2 separate regions of the Homo sapiens genome follow, and region 1 is linked to region 2. A link is a loop called in an ENCODE intact Hi-C map of the cell type or tissue named here. Cell type or tissue: right lobe of liver. All regions are shown on one strand. Links, peaks and the distances in the headings refer to the core of each region. The heading gives the core; the rest is flanking DNA. Region 1 overlaps LOC124902693. Region 2 overlaps PCNX3 (pecanex 3).

The links. A loop is a pair of places that touch in the nucleus more often than their neighbours do. Peaks named below come from ENCODE experiments on the same cell type or tissue, not always from the same donor. Only the 100,000 strongest peaks of a DNase experiment are listed, where the experiment ranks them.
Region 1: a loop joins it to region 2, with 2.4 times the contacts of the local background. A loop is called at or near these places in 45 of 110 quality-filtered maps.

The regions. Positions count from the first base shown.
Region 1 is chr11:65,818,346-65,823,713 of GRCh38, reverse strand. All of the region lies in intron 3 of LOC124902693, which reads left to right. Among named protein-coding and RNA genes, the nearest start is that of SNX32, 13 kb to the left of the region's middle. RefSeq lists a silencer at 5,243-5,368. In right lobe of liver, for the core only: no CTCF peak of the experiment used is centred there; DNase peaks (open chromatin) are centred at 373 and 2,353.
Region 2 is chr11:65,623,233-65,628,600 of GRCh38, reverse strand. PCNX3 (pecanex 3) reads right to left here. Exons shown (of 35, transcript NM_032223.4): 12 at 4,957-5,110; 13 at 4,640-4,672; 14 at 4,235-4,406; 15 at 4,020-4,130; 16 at 3,585-3,676; 17 at 3,321-3,430; 18 at 3,091-3,196; 19 at 2,857-2,949; 20 at 2,547-2,697; 21 at 1,553-1,697; 22 at 1,019-1,196; 23 at 1-6. Among named protein-coding and RNA genes, the nearest start is that of PCNX3, 10 kb to the right of the region's middle. In right lobe of liver, for the core only: a CTCF peak has its summit at 2,460 (motif pointing left); a DNase peak (open chromatin) is centred at 2,440.

The DNA.
Region 1 (5,368 bases), core at 83-5,082, 200 kb before region 2:
TGGAACCATCTTCTGCTCCGGAGAGCTCACAGTTAGGTGGCTCTGATGCCACATCGGCCATAGATGTGTTATGTTTGCCCCAAAGAATATTTTAAGACCATGTTTAGAATTAATTGGTACCTTTTTAAAATGCAGAGATTCACATTAAAGAGTGAGTTTCTGGCTTTTCTTGGAAAATGAGAAGATCTGGCCACACTGGGCCCATATAGGAACTGGAGTTGCCTCTCTCTGTTTCCTTCAGCTGGGGCCTGTGCCCCCCTGTTGGCCAGGCCCCACTGGCCTGCCTGGGGTCCCTGCCACCTCCGCAGGCACCTGGGTCTGCCTTTCTGCTGTTCTGTCACGAGGTGTGCCACTCAGCTTGGCTTTGAAGCCAGGCTGTGTTTGTGCATTGAATGCACGCCAAGCCCAGGCCTCCACTGATGGCTAAATACCTTTTCTGAATTGTAGGCAATATAAGATAAAAACGTGCTGCGGGAAGTGAGAAAAACTACATGCCCCCCCATGCTGAGTGCCCACAGGAGGCGCACGGGTAGTGCAGGAAAAAGGCAAATGGCCATAGTTCCTGAAACCAGCATAAATTAAAACAAAATACAAATCATACCCTGGCAAATGGCAAGTAACAGCCTATTGCCAGTATGCGAATCACGTTGTGATTTTTTAAAATTTGTTTTGTAATAAATAATTTGTTTGAATTTTGAGCTGCGTACTTTGGACATATGATAAGGAAGCTGTGGGGGAAGATTGTGTGTGTGTGTGTGTGTGTGTGCACACGCGCGCACCTGTGCATGTTTATGGGGGTGTGGACCACAGTTTACAAAGCTTGGAGTTTTCTATAGAAATTCAGTTTCAGAGTCTGGGTGCAGTGGCTCACACCTATAATCCCAGCACTTTAGGACACCGAGGTGTGCAGATTGCTCGAGTCCAGGAGTTTGAGAGCAGCCTAGGTAAATGGCAAAACCGCGTCTCTGCAAAATATACAAAAATTAGAGGGTCCTGGTGAACCACGCCTGTAGTCCCAGCTACTCGGGAAGCTGGTGTGGGAGGATCACTTGAGCCCGGGAGGTGGAGGTTGCAGTGAGCCGAGATTGTGCTACTATGCTCCAGCCTGGGTGACAGAGCGAGACCATGAAAAAAAAAAAAAGGAAAAAAGGAAGGAAGGAAGAAAGGAAGGAAAGAAGGAAAGAAACAAACTTCACTTTCAGAACATTTTTTCAAGACCAGCCTGGCCAACATGGTGAAACCCCATCTCTATTAAAAATACAAAACTTAGCCAGGCATGGTGGCGGGTGCCTGTAATTCCAGCTACTTAGGAGGCCAAGGCAGGAGAATCACTTGAACCCAGGAAGCGGAGGTTGCAGTGAGCCAAGATTGCACCTTTGTGCTCCAGCCTGGGTGACAAGAGTGAAATTCGGTCTCAAAAAAAAAAAGAACATTTTAATAAACTTTTATGATTAAAGGGTGAAAACATGTTTCTGTACCATAACGTTCAAATGTGAGGTCCACACTGGCAAACAGGTATTTATCTGTATTAAATATTATGTTCCATTTAAAGTATAACAATAATTCTCCGTGCCCATGGTCAGGTTGGGCAAATGACCACATTTCATGCTTGTGTGAGTTTTTGTTTGCAATCTGTATACTGCCCTTAGAGATACAGGTTCAAACAGGTGCAGGAAGCAGAGCTGCCAGCAAAGTGCAGGAGTCGACTCTTTTTCTTTTCTTTTCTTGCTTTTTTTTTTTTTTTTTTTTTAGCCAGAGTCTCGCTCTGTCACCCAGGCTGGAATGCAGTGGCTTGATCTCAGCTCACTGCAACCTCCACCTCCCGGGTTCAAGCAATTCTCCTGCCTCAGCCTCCCAAGTAGCTGGGAATACAGGTGTCTGCCACCATGCCCGGCTAATTTTTGTATTTTTAGTAGAGATGGGGTTTCACCATGTTGTCCAGGCTTGTCTCAAACTCCTGACCTCAGGTGATCCACCTGCCTTGGCCTCCCAAAGTGCTGGGGTTACAGGTGTGAGCCACTGCGCTCGGCCTCTAGACTCTTAATCTATGTTCTTTGAGTTACACCTGACAACTTTCCATCACACCTGGCTGCCTGGCTCAGGAACTGGAGGAAGGCGGCCAGTGCTGGCCAGGAATTTCTCAGAGGCCACTGGACAGTATTATGGAGTGGCCCCTGCCCCTCAGAGGCTCACTGTCCATAGCACAGGGGTCATCCATCCTGTCAGACCATGCTGACCCCACTCACGAGAGGCTAGCCCTGCAAGTTCTCCCCTGGGAACAGGAAGTAATCGTGCGAGGTTTACATGGCAGATCAGCTTGGTCTCGGGAGCTATTTCTACACAAATCACGTGGGGCTCAGAAGGCCATGCTCTGCTGCTCCCTGGACTCTGGCCCCTGTCCTGCGTGTCCTCCTTCCTCTGGTCCTCAGAGACTCCCCGTTCCCTGCCATATGCACACTTAGGGTGGGACCGGGATGTGCACTGTAGCCAGTTCTGTTCTTGTTTGTGTTGCTCAGAATCCATTGTTTCTTACTGATGCAGATCAGTGCCTAATACTAGGTGTCCAGCACCATGCTGGGAGCCAGGGATACAACAGACAGGTGCCTCCCTGGGGGATAAGTGGAGCACACGCAGGTAATAATCAGTGAACTGGGTAGCGCTTTGTTACAGGCCTCTCACAACTGGTATTTTATCTCCATCATATTGTAATTTTGTTTTTGTGGTGTGACCTAAAAAGCCTTGGATCCTCAAAAGATCTGGCCAAGTTCATGGTAAAGTTATTATTCCTTTAACAAATGCATTCATTTAACAATATTTATTAAGCACCTATTATTTGTCAGGTACCATTCCAGATGTCAGGATTATAACAGAGAACAAAACTGACAAATAGCACTGTTCTCTTGGTGCTTACATTGTTGTGGAAGGAGACAAAAAGAAATAATGTCAATATAATATGTCCTAAGAATTTTAAAGAAAAACTCAAGCAGGGTAAGGGAGAGAGAATGACGATGGGGAGGAGGGCCGCTCTTTGAGGAAGGCCCTTCTGGTGACCCTTGAAGCAGAGCCCAGCAAGAGGGGAGGGGGAAGCTGTGGTTTGGAGGAAGTCTTTTCATAGCGGGGAGCCTCAAGGGCAGAGCCCCCGAGGGGGAGTGTGCCCTACCTGTTGGAAGGAAGCCACTGATCTGCAATCCTGTTTTCCTCGTCTGCAAATTAATGGGCTTGTTGGGAGGGACAAATGAAATCATTTATATGAAAACATTTATGTCAACTGTAGAACACTCTATAAAAGTTATTCTCTTTATGTTGACTTCATCAAGTATTTGCAGTGTCTAAAGCAGGAATGATCATAATGATTATATTACAATTCTGCCCTTTCATTTTTTTTATTGAGGTGAAATGCATATAACATATAATTAATCATTTTATAGCCTACAATTCAGTGGCATTTGGTGCATTCACAATGTTGTGCAACCACCACCGCTTTCTATTTAAAAACCTTTTTCATCATCCCCACCTTTTCTTTCTTTTCTTTTTAAAATAGAGATGGTGTCTCCCTACATTGCCCAAGCTGGATTAGAACACCTGGGCTCAAGTGATCCTCCAACCTCAGTCTCCTGAGTAGCTGGGATTATAGGCACTCACCACTGTGCCTGGCCTTTCATTTTTATTTTATTTTATTTTATTAATTATTATTATTATTTAGAGACAGGATCTCACTCTGTTGCTCAGGCTGGAATGCGGTGGTGTGATCATGGTTCCCTGCGGCTTCCACCTGCTGGGCTCAAGCAATCCTCCCACCTCAGCCTCCCAAATAGCTGAAACTATAGACATACGCCACAGTGCCTGGCTAATTTTTGTATTTTTTGCAGAGCCGTGGTTTCATCTTGTTGCCCAGGCTGGTCTTGAACTCCTGGGCCTAAGTGATCCTCCTACCTTGGCTTCCTCCAGTGCTGGTATTACAGGCGTGAGTCACTGTGCCTGGCCTTTTTTATTTTTATTTTTTGACACAGAGTCTCACTCTGTCACCAGGTAGGACAGTGGTGCAATCTCGGCTCACTGCAACCTCTGCCTCCCAGGGTTAAGAGAGTCTTATGCCTCAGTCTCCTCAGTAGCTGGGATTACAGGTGCACACCACCACGCCCAGTTAATTTTTTTCTATTTTTAGTAGAGACAGGGTTTTACCATGTTGGCCCCACTGGTCTGGAACTCCTGGCCTCAAGTGATTCACCTACCTCGGCCTCCCAAAGTGCTAGGATTACAGGAATGAGCCACTGCACCCGGCCTTTGGCCTCATTTTAATTTTTATTTATTTATTTATTTATTTATTTATTTATTTATTTATTTATATTTATATTTTTATTTTTTTTGAGACGGAGTCTCGCTCTGTAGCCCAGGCTGGAGTCCAGGGGCGCGATCTCGGCTCACTGCAAGCTCCGCCTCCCAGGTTCACACCATTCTCCTGCAGTCAGCCTCCCGAGTAGCTGGGACTACAGGCGCCCGCCACCACGCCCGGCTAATTTTTTTTGTATTTTTAGTAGAGACGGGGTTTCACCATGTTAGCCAGGATGGTCTCGATCTCCTGACCTCGTGATCCGCCCGCCTCGGCTTCCCAAAGTGCTGGGATTACAGGCGTGAGCCACCGCGCCCGGCGCCGCATTTTTAATAGTCACTTGAGATACCATTCTGGAAATAGGATTTCCCCCCGTATCTGACTTTGTCCTTTCTGTTTCTGCCTAGCCTCCAGCTCCTAGGCTTCATCCATGTATTTTTCCAACAGCAATTTATTGAGCACCTACTGTGTGGGAGGCACTGTGCTAGGCAGATTCTGGAGACACAACAATGACAGTGACAGGGAGGTCCCTGCATCCCCAGGACTCACAGTGTGGTGGGGGATTTAGACAGTGAATGGATAATTGCCGGAAAACTAAATTATGATACATGCTTATAAGAAAAAATGTTTTGAAAATTATGTTAAATACATTTGTGGAGTTATCGAAGCTACTGGAAGAGAGACGCCACTCTCAGAACAACATGACTGGTTTTATAACTGTGCTCCCAGTTCAGACACGGGGGACAAAGATGACCTCGGGGAGGCGACCTGGATTTTGCTGGGGCCTAAGCAGCGAGGCCGGCCCAGGAAGAAAGAGCGGTGCTTCCTTCATTTGCTCCTGGTCACCCTCTGAGGTGTGCAAGGGTAGATAGTGTTGCCATCGCTCCCATTTGAGAGATGTGGAAACTGAGGCTTGGCCAGGCGTGCTTGCCACCTGGAGGGGCTGACGTCTGATACTTGCTTTAGCCAACGGTCAAAGCGTTTGTCCGATAGGGGGCAGCGGCGCGCCAGGCTGGAAGGAGAGCGGCATCCGCGCGC
Region 2 (5,368 bases), core at 312-5,311:
CCACAGCTGGCAGGGCCAACAGGGAGAAGAAAAAAGACATGCAGGGTCACTCATGGAAGCCCCCGGATGCCAGGCCCCATTCAGAGGCTTGGGTCATCGCACTGGCTTGGCCCACGGGGGCCAAACTCAAGGTCACTGCCAGCCCTTGTGCTCTGGACATGGCTCAAGGCGCCTGATGCCATTAGCAACCCCTGCCTGAGCTCAAAGGGGGCGGTGGCCATTTAGTTCACACAAGTACCCTGTGAGCTTCTTATTCCTATTGCTGGCCCCTTTTCACAGATGGGAAAGTTGAGGTTCAGTGAAGACAGAGAAGATAAATGACTTCCTCAGGTCACGCCACTAGGTCACTGGTGAGGCTGAAGCTAGACTATAGTACTGAAAATTGAGAACAGCCACAGGCCCTGCCCTCAGAGGGTACGCAGTGTGGATGACCGCCATCCTGGGCCAGGCCAGAAAACAAGAACAGAATGCCCACGTGAGGAAGAAAAAGGCTCAGGCCTGCCTGGGGTTCCAGGTACCACTGCTGGCCTCCAGTAGAGTGTAGGAGCATGGTTCCTTAGTTCAAAGAGCCCCCCAAGCCGTGGCAATGCCACAGCCGGCAGAGCACCTATACACACCCAGGCACTAGGGGCTTCTGAAACTCAGCTCGGACTGCTCTGGATCCAGGGTGGCAAAAGAGCGTGGAACTCAGAGGTCTGCGTCCAGAGGATAAGGCCAGGTCCTGATTACCCTAACCATTTCTGAGGAGGTGGTCGTGGGGTCAGACAGGCCTGGGTTCAAATCCTGGCTGACCACCAATTCTCTGGAAGCCTGAGGCAAGTCCCTCAACCTCCTTCAGCCTGCTTCCTCTCTGTAGAGGGTGGAAGTAACCCCTTCCTTGAGAGGCTGCTGCAAAGGCCCACGGGGCTGATACAGAGCGGTGGCCACAGGCCCTCAGGAAATTCTCTTCCCACCCAGGCAGAAGTTGGCTCTGCTCCCATTGGACAGCCTGGGGTCTGGGCCACAGCCACCAACTCACCTTGCTGCAAAGCAGGGACATGAGGAAGTAGTCAAGCAGAAAGCCCTGGGAGAGGCGCGGGTAGTCAAAGTGGAAGAGCAGGACGGTGAAGGCCAACGTCAGGTACTGCTGTGGGGGGCAGCAGAAGGCTGAGCGCAGCAGCTTCAGCCCAGCCACGGTCATCAGCAGCGCCCGGCAGCTGTGGGCAAGGGGCAGGCATCGGGTGCTTGGTAGGGGACCGGGGCAGTGGGTATAGGTGTCCCATCCCTCGCCTACTCTGGCCGGAGAGCAACCCCTGGCCTCTGCTCTGCTGGGCTGGTCCCTGCTCTTTTGGGCCCGTGACTCTTAGTCTCTGCTCTTCCAAAGGGAGTGGTGGGAACACATTTGCCTTTGAAGAAGCAACCACTTCCTGGGATGGCGTGTCAGGAGCTGGGGTCCTGCTTTAGCTTGCTAAACAACCTTAGACATGATTCATTCCCTCTCTAGGCCTCAGTTTCCCCACGGATCAAAAGGGAAAGCGGATGATGGGATCGTTGAGGGTGGGGTGGTCCTCACTAGAAGCAGTACTTGTCCGGGTGGCTGACGACTGTGTGGGCGTCCACCGTGAGGGCGTTGAGCACCACGGCGGGGTAGATGAGGTACTTCTCTACGCACTGCAGGCCAGCATACAGCTTCTCAAACCACATCACCTGGGCGGCACCTGTGTGGAGAGGCCAGGACTCTGCACCTGGCTTCCACATGCCTGCCTTCCCTGAGGAAGTCCTTCCCTAGGAGGGCAGGCTGTGCGGTCCTGACTCCTCGGAGACCCTGGGGGGAGGGGCTGATCTGTGGCAGCTCAAATGGGAGCAGCGAGCCCCAGCAGGGCAAGGGCTCCACATGGCACTTAGCACATCGAGGCTTGCTTTATGGCAGGTGCTCTGCTCTGCTGTCTGTTAAAACAAGGCCAATGATGAAATCGCAAACACCTACGTACAGCAGGCTGGCTAGGGCCTGAGTGCACAGTGAGCCCGTGAGCTGGGCCCTTCTAAAGGGCAGACCCCTCGGTTCAGGCTGGTTGTAGCCACAGAGGGATGCTAGTCTGGGAAGCAAAATCTTCTGTCGTTTAAGAAAAACTCAAGAAACATGGATCTTCATATCTCAAATCGAGATGCTAAAATAGAGGCTCCAGGATTTTTTAAAAACCATTATGCAGCCCAGTGAAGATGTGCTCCAGGCAGCTCTGGTCCACTGGTGATCAGTGTTTAATTCTGGACAAGAGATCCCTTCAGGGCCCTGGGGTTCTAATTCTTCCGTCTTCTCACAGACAGGAAGGAGGGCAGGACCAGGGCAACACAGGCAAGGGAAGGGCACAGCAGGGCACGAGGAGAAGAGTCGGTGGAGAGCGCAGCCGGGCAACACGGACACAGAGGGCAGGGAGGGAGCAGAAAGGGTAGTGTGGGCAGCGAGTGCCCCCTGCTGGCACTCCTGAGCCGAGAGGACCACAGCTCCCACCAGCCAGGCTGCAGCCCGAGCCACTGCCCAGGCCTGGCCATCAGGGGTGGGCACTCACCGCGCACTTCATACTGGCTGTACTCCAGCGGCTTCAGCACGGGCTGTGACAGGCAGAACCAGGGCAGCTGTTTGCGGAGTTGTGGCAGCAGGTAATGTGTGAAGAAGCCCACGGCCCCAGCCAGTGCGTACAACACGAAACCCAGCACCGACTGCAGGAGGGAGAGGCCAGAGACTCAGCTGATGGGAGCAGGCCAAGGGACCACAGAGGGCCACCTGGCACAGGCCGGGGAGGGGCTGCCCACGGCACTCAGATTGAGCAGGCTCCCGCCAAGACAGCGAGAGGCAGCAGCGGCCCATGCCACACAAACCTTCAGGGCAATAAAGACGGTGCTGGCGCTGATGGCGAAGGTGAGCACGGCGATCACCACACACATCACCAGGTCGGAGTGCAAGACCTCACGCTGCAGGGCCAGGAGAGACATTCAGCTGCCCGGCCAGGAGAGACACTCAGCTGCCCAGCAGCCCAAGCTGGACATGCCCCTCCCAGGAACCCCAGGACCTGTCACCACCTCCCCACAGACCCCCACCCCCCGCCCCCTCACCACCGACTGGCGCATCTTGTCCGGCAAGGGGTCCGGGGGCTCGGCCCGGGCTGTCTCCAAGCTGCGCTCCTCCAGCTCAGGGAACAGCTTGCTCCGGATCAGAGACCTGGGGGTGAGGAAGAGTCAGGAGGAGGCCGCCCCTCCTTCCCCCCGGCCCCAGTCACGGGCACATGCACAGACCACAAACCCCTACTGGGCAGACACAAACACACGACCCGGAGCACACCCACCAGAGCACGGTGGGGTCGCTGCTCTGCCGGCTCAGGTGGTAGGACAGTGCCACCAGGAGGCCACAGAAGACTGAGAAGAGGACAGGGACGTGCTGCTCTGGCCACGGAGTCTGCGGAGAGAATCCATGCTGGTCAGGGGAGGTGAGGTAAGCATGGGGCCCGGGCTGCCCCCGTGTGAGAAGCCACTGCTGAGCCCAGTTCACAGCCCCGCCCCAACCACCCTTACGCACTGCAGCATGCCCCCACCTCGCAAGCCACCCCTACCTTGATGGCCCCAAGGCAGAAACCGTAGAGCAGGGCAGCAGCCAGCAGGCTGCGGGAGAGGCTGAAGACTGCCGTGAGCGGGCTGGTGGCAGCTGTGTGGAAGGGAGAAGTACAGCCCAGCTCTCACTTGCAGGTACCCCACCTCAACCCTAGCCGCGCTTCCCCTCAACTCCCAGAGGCTGGCCTCCCTGGAAAGGCACCCCCAGCCCATTGTTCTCTGCTGCCCCAAGCCCCAAGCGGCCTTTAGAGCTTCCAAGATTCTCAGATATAAACCACTTGCCTGGGGAGGGAAGGAGAGGGGAGAAGGCAGAAACCTTGAGTCTGCAGTACAGACGCAGGAGAAGGTTCCGCAAGGGTGGAGCCAAGGACCCAATCCGAGGGCCCTCCTGGGCCTCCACACGGGCCCCATCCCTGAGCCACCTGTGGGCATCATACCTGTGCCCCCGAAGCCGTGCATATCTATTTGCTCCAGCAGGTACATGAGGCAGGTGTTGACCTGGGGCAGGAGGCCCAGGAGGAAGACGAAGGGGAAGCACAGGGTGAACACTGGCAGGGAGGGGACACGAAGGCCTGGTCAGCCTGCTGGCTTTCCGCGGCCCACCCTCGGGGACTCACTCTCCTGGGCCACCTCATCCCTGCCCCAGCCTCACCAGTGGCCACGTCTCGGGCACAGAAGAAGAAGGAGGCAGAGAAGAGCGTGAGGCCGTAGAGGGAGACAGGTGGGAAGGGCTGAGCTGAGCCCAGGGCGTCCAGCAGCCAGATGAGCAGACAGCAGATGCAGAAGTAGACAGGACGGCTGTACGCGATCACCCAGTTGTGGCCCTGAGGGGTCAGCCCATGAGGAGCTGGGTCTCCCCGACTGGCCACACCTCTGACACATGCACACACTCAAGGGCCCCAGGCCTGGCCCTGGGTCCAAGCTGGAGAGCCTGGCCAGGTGGGGGTGATGGGGGTGGTGAGGGAGCCCCAGCCCTCCATACCCTACCCTCCTCCCCACCTGGTCTCAGCCCCTCCCGGGGCCTCCTGGCCAGAGGCGCTGCTCCATGGGTACTCACGTGCATGGGGGACGCCGCATCAGGCTGCACGCTCTGGAAGAGACAGGGCTACGTTGGCAACTAGAGCCGATGCCCACGGGATGGTCAGAGGCCCCAGACCTGTTCAGCTCCACCACTAGGCAGTTATGAGTGACCAGGTCAGGCCCCCGAACTGTCCTGAGCCTCAGTTTTCTTGCTTGTAAAAGAGCTGGCCAGCTCTAGGGAACCTTAGACAAATTATCTACCTTTCAGCTTATACTCCTTAAAACTGGAGTTGTGGGAAGGGCAATCTTGGGAAAAGTCGGGTGGGGAAGGAAACACAGAGAGCCCGGCCTGACCTTCAGCAAGGAGTACTGGCAGGAGGCGATGACCAGGCAGAACTGGAAGACCCAGATGTCAGTGAAGAAGCCCTTGAGCAGCAGCAGGTAGCCCAGGAAGGCCACAAGGCTGCTCAGGCCCACGCCGAAGATGTTCTCCAGCACTCCCCGCGTCCTGCAGGGACAGCCTAGTCAGGGCGTGCCCGTCTTGCCTCACCTTCCAGTGGGGCAGTGGGGAAGATGGATCTTGCCCTAAAGGCCCAGCTCTGGGACTGTGCCCATGCCAGACCCTTGTCCTCTGAAGATGTGAACACCTATAACTTTGCGACGACGCGGCCCGGCAGCACCTGCTCCAGCGACCATTGTATTGCTCTCTCCTTCCCAATCTTTGCCTGCTCTGGACATTGAGGGCTGAGAGCTCAGGGTGCCATTA